Linked DNA regions of Homo sapiens: region 2 is linked to region 1. A link is a loop called in an ENCODE intact Hi-C map of the cell type or tissue named here. Cell type or tissue: transverse colon. All regions are shown on one strand.

Region 1 (4,000 bases):
TAAAACTATATAATTAAAATGAGGCCGGGTGTAGTGGCTCAGGCCTATAATCCCAACACCCTGGGAGGCCAAGGCAGGAGGACTGCTTGAAGCCAGGAGTTAAAGATCAGCCTGGGCAACACAGCAAGACTCTGTCTCTAATAATGTATACAAATAAAAAAGTTACATAAAAAAACTTTATAATTAAAATGAAAAACAAAATTGGCCAGGAGTGGTGGCTCCTCACTTTGGGAGGCTGAGGCAAGCAGATCACTTGAGGTCAGGAGCTCAAGATCAGCCTGGCCAACATGGTAAAACCCCGTCTCTACTAAAAACACAAAAATTAGCCAGGCAGGGTGGCAGGTGCCTGTAATCCCAGCTACTCAGGAGGCTGAGGCAGGGGAATCACTTGAACCCAGGAGGCAGAGGTGGCAGAGAGGTGGTACAATGAAAAGGGAAACAGAATGGGTATGGCTGCCTAGGCCCCCAGGGAACAAATGTTCTTGCTTAATTCTCATTTCTCAGTTCCATGGTCTGGGAATTTTCCATTCCATTCTGGTACTCAGACAGTGCATCCATTTAGATTTTGCTCTCCCACCCATAAAATTAACTGTAATGGAGACAAAACGGTGCTGAAAGTAATTCTAAACCTATCTATTCACAGCATAGAACATATAAGTCATCTTCCCATTTGAGAAATACTCATTTGTTTGCAAAATCAAAGAACACTATCAGCACTAAAAACTGAATCTGTCATTATTTAAAATTTTAGCTATTTAACTTATTATAGGCCTGCAATAATTTTATTTAAATTTTGGGCGACTGTTAACCTTCATGGCTATGCAACTTGATTCTCAAAAATTAAAAACAGGCCAGGTGGCTGGGCGCTGTGGCTCACACCTGTAATCTCAGCACTTTGGGAAGCCAAGGTGGGCAGATCACCTGAGGCCAGGACTTCCAGACCAGCCTGGCTAACATGGTGAAATCCCGCCTTGACTAAAAATACAAAAATTAGCTGGGCAGGGTGATGCATGCCTATAATCCCAGGTACTTGGGAGGCTGAGGCACAAGAATCACTTGAACACAGGAGGCGGAGGCTGCAGTGAGCTGAGATCACGCCACTGCACTCCGGCCTGGGCAACAGAGCAAGACACTGTCTCTAAACAAAAAATCAGGCCGGGCATGGTGGCTCATGCATGTAATCCCAGCACTTTGGGAGGCCAGGACGGGTGTATTACTCGAGGTCAGGAGCTCGAGACCAGCCTGGCCAACATGGTGAAACCCCATCTCTACTAAAAATACAAAAATTAGAGCTGGGTGCAGTGGCTCATGCCTGTAATCCCAGTACTTTGGGAGGCCAAAGCAGGTGGATCACTTGAGGCCAGGAGTTTGAAACCAGCCTGGTCAACACGGTGAAACCCCATCTCTACTAAAAATACAAGAATTACCCGGGTGTGGTGGCGCGCGCCTGTAATCCCAGCTACTCCAGAGGCTGAGGCAGGAGAATCTCTTGAACCTGGGAGGTGGAAGTCGCAGTGAGCTGAGATCATGCCACTGCACTCCAACCTGGGTGAAAGAGTGAGACCCTGTCTCCAAAACAAAACACAAAAAACAAAAAACAAAAATTAGCTGGGAGTGGTGGTGCACGCCTGTAATTCCAGCTACTCAGGTGGCTGAGGCAGGAGAACTACATGAACCCAGGAGGCTGAGGTTGCAGTGAGCTGAGATCGCACCACTGCACTCCAGCCTGGGCAACAGAGTGAGACTCTCTCTCAAAAAAAAAAAAAAAAAAAAAAACGCCAGACACAGTGGCTCACACCTGTAATCTCACACTTTGGGAGGCCAAGTCAGTAGGAGTGCTAGGGCCCAGGTGTTCGAGACCTGCTTGGGCAACACAGCAAGGCCCCATCTCTACAAAAATTTTAAAAATTAGCCAGACATGGTGGCGTGTGCCTGTAGTCCTAGCTACTTAGGAGGCTGAAGCAGAAGGATCACTTGAGCCCGAGTTCGAGGCTGCAGTGAGCTAGGATCGTGCCACCGCACCACACACTCTGGCCCAAGCAACAGAGAAAGACCGTGTCCAAAATTAAAAAACAAAACAAAACAAAAAAAAAAACAGAGCTAAACGTGGTAGCGTACACTTGTAGACCCAGCTACTCAGGAGGATGAGTTAGGAGGATCACCTGGGCCCAGGAATTCGAGGCTTTTGTGCACCATAATCATGCCTGTGAATAGCCTTTGCACTCCTGGGCTACATAGCAAAACTCTGTCTCCTAAAAAAAAATAAAATAAAACTGAGGCATTCAATTAAGTATGTCTACAAATGGAGATAATGTGCTATACACTAGGAAAAGCAGTTTACATCTGTAGAGAGATCTTATTATGTTTAAATGTATTTTCAAAATTATTTGTGTAGCTGGCACAGACAAGAGAAAAAATAAAGCGCGTCCAAACTGATAAAGAGAAAGTCAAACTGTCGCTGTTTGCCGATGTTATGATCATGTACCTAAAAAACCCTAAAGACTCATCCAAAAAGGTCCTAGATCTGATAAACGAATTCAGTAAACTTTCAGGATACAAAATCAATGTACACAAATCAGTAGCACTGCTATACACCAACAGCGACCAAGCTGAGAATCAAATAAACAACAACCCCTTTTATAATAGCTGCAAAAAAAAAAAGAACAAAAAAAAAAAAACTTAGGAATATACCTAACCAAGGAGGCAAAAGACCTCTACAAGGAAAACTACAAAACACTGCTGAAAGAAATCATAGACGACACAAATGGAAACGACACAAACAAATAGAAATACATCCCATGCTCAGCCGGGCGCAGTGGCTCATGCTTGTAATCCCAGCACTTTGGGAGGCCTAGGCGGGTGGATCATGAGGTCAGGAGATCGAGACCATCCTGGCTAACACAGTGAAACCCCGTCTCTACTGAAAATACAAAAAATTAGCCGGGCGTGGTGGCAGGCGCCTGTAGTTCCAGCTACTCAGGAGGCTGAGGCAGGAGGATGGCGTGAACCCGGGAGGTGGAGCTTGCAGTGAGCCGAGATCGTGCCACTGTACTCCAGCCTGGGTGACAGAGCAAGACTCCGTCTCAAAAAAAAAAAAAAAAAAAAGACAGAAATACATCCCATGCTCATGGATGGGTAGAATCAATATTGTGAAAATGACCATGCTGTCAAAAACAATTTACAAATTCAATGCAATTCTCATCAAAATACCATCATCATTCTTCACAGAACTAGAAAAAACAATCCTAAAATTCATATAAAACTAAAAAGAGCCCACATAGTCAAAGCAAGAATAAGCAAAAAGAACAAATCTGGAGGTATCACGTTATCTGACTTCAAACTATACTACAAGCCTATAGTCACCAAAACACCATGGTACAGGTACAAAAATAGGCAGACAGACCAATGGAAAAGAATAGAGAACCCAGAAATAAAGCCAAATTATTAGAGCCAACTGATCTTCAACAAAGCAAACAAAAAACATAAAGTGGGGGAAGGACACCCTATTCAACAAATAGTGCTGGGATAATTGGCAAGCCACATGTAAAAGAATGAAACTGGATCCTCATCTCTCACCTTATACAAAAATCAACTCAAGATGGATCGAAGACTTAAATCTAAGACTTGAAACCATAAAAATTCTAGAAGATAACATCAGAAAAACTCTTACAGACATTGACTTAGGCAAGGAGTTCATGACCAAGAATCCAAAAGCGAATGCAACAAAAAGGTAAATAGATGGGACTTAATTAAGCTTCTGCACAGCAAAAGAAATAATCAGCAGAGTAAACAGACAACTCACAGAGTGGGAGAAAATTTTCACAAACTATGCATTCGACAATGGACTAATATCCAGAATCTATAAGGAACTCAAACATATCAGCAAGAACAAAACAAACAATCCCATCAAAAAGTGGGCTAAGGACATGAACAGACAATTCTTAAAAGATATACAAATGGTTGACAAACATCCAAAAAAATGCTTAACATCACTAATTAT
Region 2 (4,000 bases), 1.2 Mb before region 1:
CTATTCCATCAATCAGGAAAGCAAAACCACCCGAGATATTTCAAATGGAGAAGAACTTAATATAAATTTTATGTTCCTTTTGGAGGGCAATTTGGTAAGATACATCAAAGCCTGAAGAGGCCGGGCATAGTGGCTCACACCTGTAATCCTAGCACTTTGTGAGGCCAAGGCAGGCGGATGACTTGAGGTCAGGAGTTTGAGACCAGCCTGGCCAACATGATGAAACTCCATCCCTACCAAAAAAAAAAAACAAACAAAAAAAAATTAGCTGGGCATGGTGGCGTGTGTCTGTAATTCCAGCTACTTGAGAGGCTGAGGTAAGAGAATCGCTTGAACCTGGGAGGCAGAGGTTGCAGTGAGCTGAGATCACACCACTGCACTCCAGCCTGGGTGACAGAGACCCTGTGTCAAAAAAAAAAAAAAAAAATTAACAGAGGCTGGGCAATGGTGGCTTATGCCTGTAATCCCAGCACTTTGGGAGGCTGAGGTGGGTGGATCACTCAAGGCCAGGAGTTCGAGACCAGCCTGGCCAACATAGTGAAAACCCATCTCTACCAAAAATTAGCCGGGTGTGGTGGTCTGCGCCTGTAGTCTCAGCTGCCCAGGAGGCTGAGGTGGGAAAATAACTTGAACCTGGGAGGCGGAGGTTCCAGTGAGCCGAGATCACGCCACTGCACTCCAGCCTGGCGACAGAGTGAGACTGTCTCAAAAAAAAAGTGAGTCAATGTTCTGGTTTCAGATCCTATAAATCTCACCTTTTACTAAAGAAAGTGACTCAGAAAGCGAACAAAGGTAAAAAGAGAAAGACAATACCCACCTCACAAGAACTAAGGCTGTGGAACATGTACAATTGGTTTTGTTTTTGTTTGTTTTTTGGAGACAGAGTCTCTGTCACCCAGGCGGGAGTGCAGTGGTGTGATCTCGGCTCACTACAACCTCCGCCTCCCGGGTTCAAGCAATTCTCCTGCCTCAGCCTCCTGAGAGTAGCTGGGATTACAGGCGTGAGCCACAGCACCTGGCCCATAAAATTGTTTTTAAACAGCCTTGACTATGCATTATTCGAGTTCTTGGCTCAGTTCTTGGTCATTTTGTCCTTGTCCCTAGTCATGTGTTTCAGCTGTTTGTCTTCACTGATGGACTTCATTACCCAACAAAGTGGCCCAGCATGGCAGATACCAAGTAGGTCAGAAATTAGCATCTTAGCCAGACCAAGACATCCACTGACTTCATAGCACCACCTTCACTTTGACAAGTGCAGCTCAACAAACATTGGTGAACACGTGCAGTGAGCCAGGTACTGTTAGGAGCTAAAAAGACAAGCATTGACAGGCCAGGCACAGTGGCTTACGCCTGTAATCCCAGCACTTTGGGAGGCCGAGGCGGGAGGATCGGGAGGTCAAGAGTTCGAGACGAGCCTGACCAACATGGTGAAACCCCATCTCTACTAAAAATACAAAAATTAGCTGGGCCTGGTGGTGCGTGCCTGTAATCCCAGCTACTCGGGAGGCTGAGGCAGGAGAATCACTTGAACCCAGGAGGCAGAGGTTGCAGTGAGCCGAGATACCGCCACTGCACTCCAGCCTGGGCGGCAGAGACTCCGTCTCAAAAAAAAAAAAACAAAAAACAAGCATTGACAGTACAGCCTTGGGGCCTGCTTTCTTGGAGGCTACACAGTCCAGCACTTCCTGAACACCATTTCCTGTTTATTTCCTGAAATACATGAGCAGGCATTCTCAGCCTCCCTCGGTGCTATCAGGTCACTCCCAGCTTACCCAGGCTGTCACATGGTCCCTTGCCACAATCACCTTCCTGAACACCCTCCATCCTGGCATTCTCTCCCCCTGAGGCACTTCCCTGTTTAAGACACCAGATCTGGGTGAGCCCTTCCCTTTGCCTGTTACCTGCACCTGAAGAGCTGAATATTCCCAGAAGAAAATTACAACTGAGCTGGCAGATTTCACTTTAATGATGATAAAGCTCAAACGGACACAATGTTACCAAAGGATGCTACTCTGAATCTCTAGTAGGCTTGCTTTGCTTTTCCCCACATCAGCTCACGTGCACAGTCAGCCCTCTCACACTCCCTTTCTGCCTCATGTATAATCCACTTAGGAAAGTGAAGCCATAAGACATAAGCTCCCTCCTCCCTCCACCAAGCAGACAAACCTACCTCCAGCCACACTTACGCCGATCCCTACACCTAAGCTCCTGCAGCCCATCCCCCTGCTTTTTTTTTCCTTTTTTTTTTAAAGAGACAGGGTCTCACTGTGTTGCCCAGGCTGGAGTGCACCATCACGACTGATTGCAACTTTGACCTCCCGGCCTCAAGCAATCCTCCCACCTCAGCCTCCCATGTAGCTGGGACAACAGCAGGCATGTGCTACCACACCAGCTAATTTTTATTTTTTATTTTTGTGTAGCGACATGGTCTCCGTATGTTGCCCAGGCTGGTCTTGAACTCCCGGGCTCAAGTGATCCTCCCACCTCTGCCTCCCAGTGTTGAGATTACAAGGTGTGAGTGCCTGGCTACCACCTGCATTTTCTGAGATTTTGATATTTTGTTGATCCTTCTCCTAAATTGTCAGCCTTCTGTTCTGGACCATTAACACCATACAAACAGGCTCTAGTGTAACTCATCTTAATTTAAAATATGTGTGTATATATGTATATATATATGGACTCAATTAGTTTCTGCTACACTCCTCCCGCTGCACTCAACATTGAAAAGTTAGTGTTCCTCAGAGCTCAATTTTGGGCTTCTTCACATTCTCTCCATGCCTTGAAATAATGTGTATATGCTGATCCCTCCTCCCAAGTGTATAGTTACAGGTCAGATTCTCCCCCGAACTCCAGGATAAAAAAATTCATCTGCCTACTCACTATCTCCACTCAGGTATTACACCTGAAATCTATTATATTACAAATAACTTTCTTTCTTTCTTTCTTTCTTTTTAGATGGAGTTTTGCTCTTGTTGCCTGGGCTAGAGCGCAATGATGTGATCTTGGCTCACCGCAACTTCCTCCTCCCGGGTTCAAGCAATTCTCCTGCCTCAGCCTCTCAAGTAGCTGGGATTACAGGCATGTGCCACCACACCTGCCTAATTCTGTATTTTTAGTAGAGACGGGGTTTCTGCATGTTGGTCAGGCTGGTCTCGAACTCCCGACCTCAGGTGATCCGCCTGCCTCGGCCTCCCAAAGTGCTGGGGTTACAGGCGTGAGCCACCGCGCCCAGCACAAATAACTTTCTAATTGCTGACACCCATCTCAAAATCTGTCACTTGTCCCCCGGGCTTCCTCATCTCTGCCAGTGGTATTGTTACCGGGCATCCTGTGTTGGAATGGATTCTTTAACCAAGATCAACAGAGCTGGAGCTCTGGACCAGCAATCTCAGTTCTTGTGATAGTGAGCAAAGAATTGCAAACTAGGCTGGGCTCACACCTGTAATCCCAGCACTTTGGGAGGCCAAGGCAGATGGATCACGAGGTCAGGAGATCGAGACCATCCTGGCAAACACGGTGAAACCCCATCTCTACTAAAAATACAAAAAAATTAGCCGGGCATGGTGGCGGGCGCCTGTAGTCCCAGCTACTCGGGAGGCTGAGGCAGATTGCGCCACTGCACTCTAGCCCGAGCGACAGAGCGAGACTCCATCTCAAAAAAAAAAAAAAAAGGCAAACTAACACTGAAATGCAAGCTTACAGCAAGATTTATTGCAACACAGTAAAACACTCTGAGGGAGAGCAGGCTCATTTCTGGGAAGTAAAATCAGCCCCTCTTTACAAAAATCAAGGTGCTTTTATGGGGTTTGTTGGAGGAGTTGAGGCTTGGGCTGTGTTTGAGTGACAGGATGATATCATTTGATTGGCAGTTTATGGTTATATCCCTGAAGTTAAACTGCGCATGTTTTTACCCATAATTCATTAAGAAAAGCCCACTCAGAGAGGCAAAACCACATGTAAATTTTATTATAACGACTATAATGAGGATGGGTTTTCCCTG

What was found. Hi-C counts contacts between places; a loop is a spot of excess contacts. Peaks named below come from ENCODE experiments on the same cell type or tissue, not always from the same donor. Only the 100,000 strongest peaks of a DNase experiment are listed, where the experiment ranks them.
Region 2: a loop joins it to region 1, with 11 times the contacts of the local background. A loop is called at or near these places in 1 of 110 quality-filtered maps.

What each region holds. Positions count from the first base shown.
Region 1 is chr9:131,155,236-131,159,235 of GRCh38, reverse strand. The region is part of intron 17 of NUP214 (nucleoporin 214); the gene reads right to left. Among named protein-coding and RNA genes, the nearest start is that of NUP214, 32 kb to the right of the region's middle. In transverse colon, no CTCF peak of the experiment used is centred here; no DNase peak of the experiment used is centred here.
Region 2 is chr9:132,370,643-132,374,642 of GRCh38, reverse strand. No RefSeq gene overlaps it. Among named protein-coding and RNA genes, the nearest start is that of SETX, 18 kb to the right of the region's middle. RefSeq lists an enhancer at 1,607-1,901. In transverse colon, no CTCF peak of the experiment used is centred here; a DNase peak (open chromatin) is centred at 1,763; H3K27ac peaks cover 896 bases.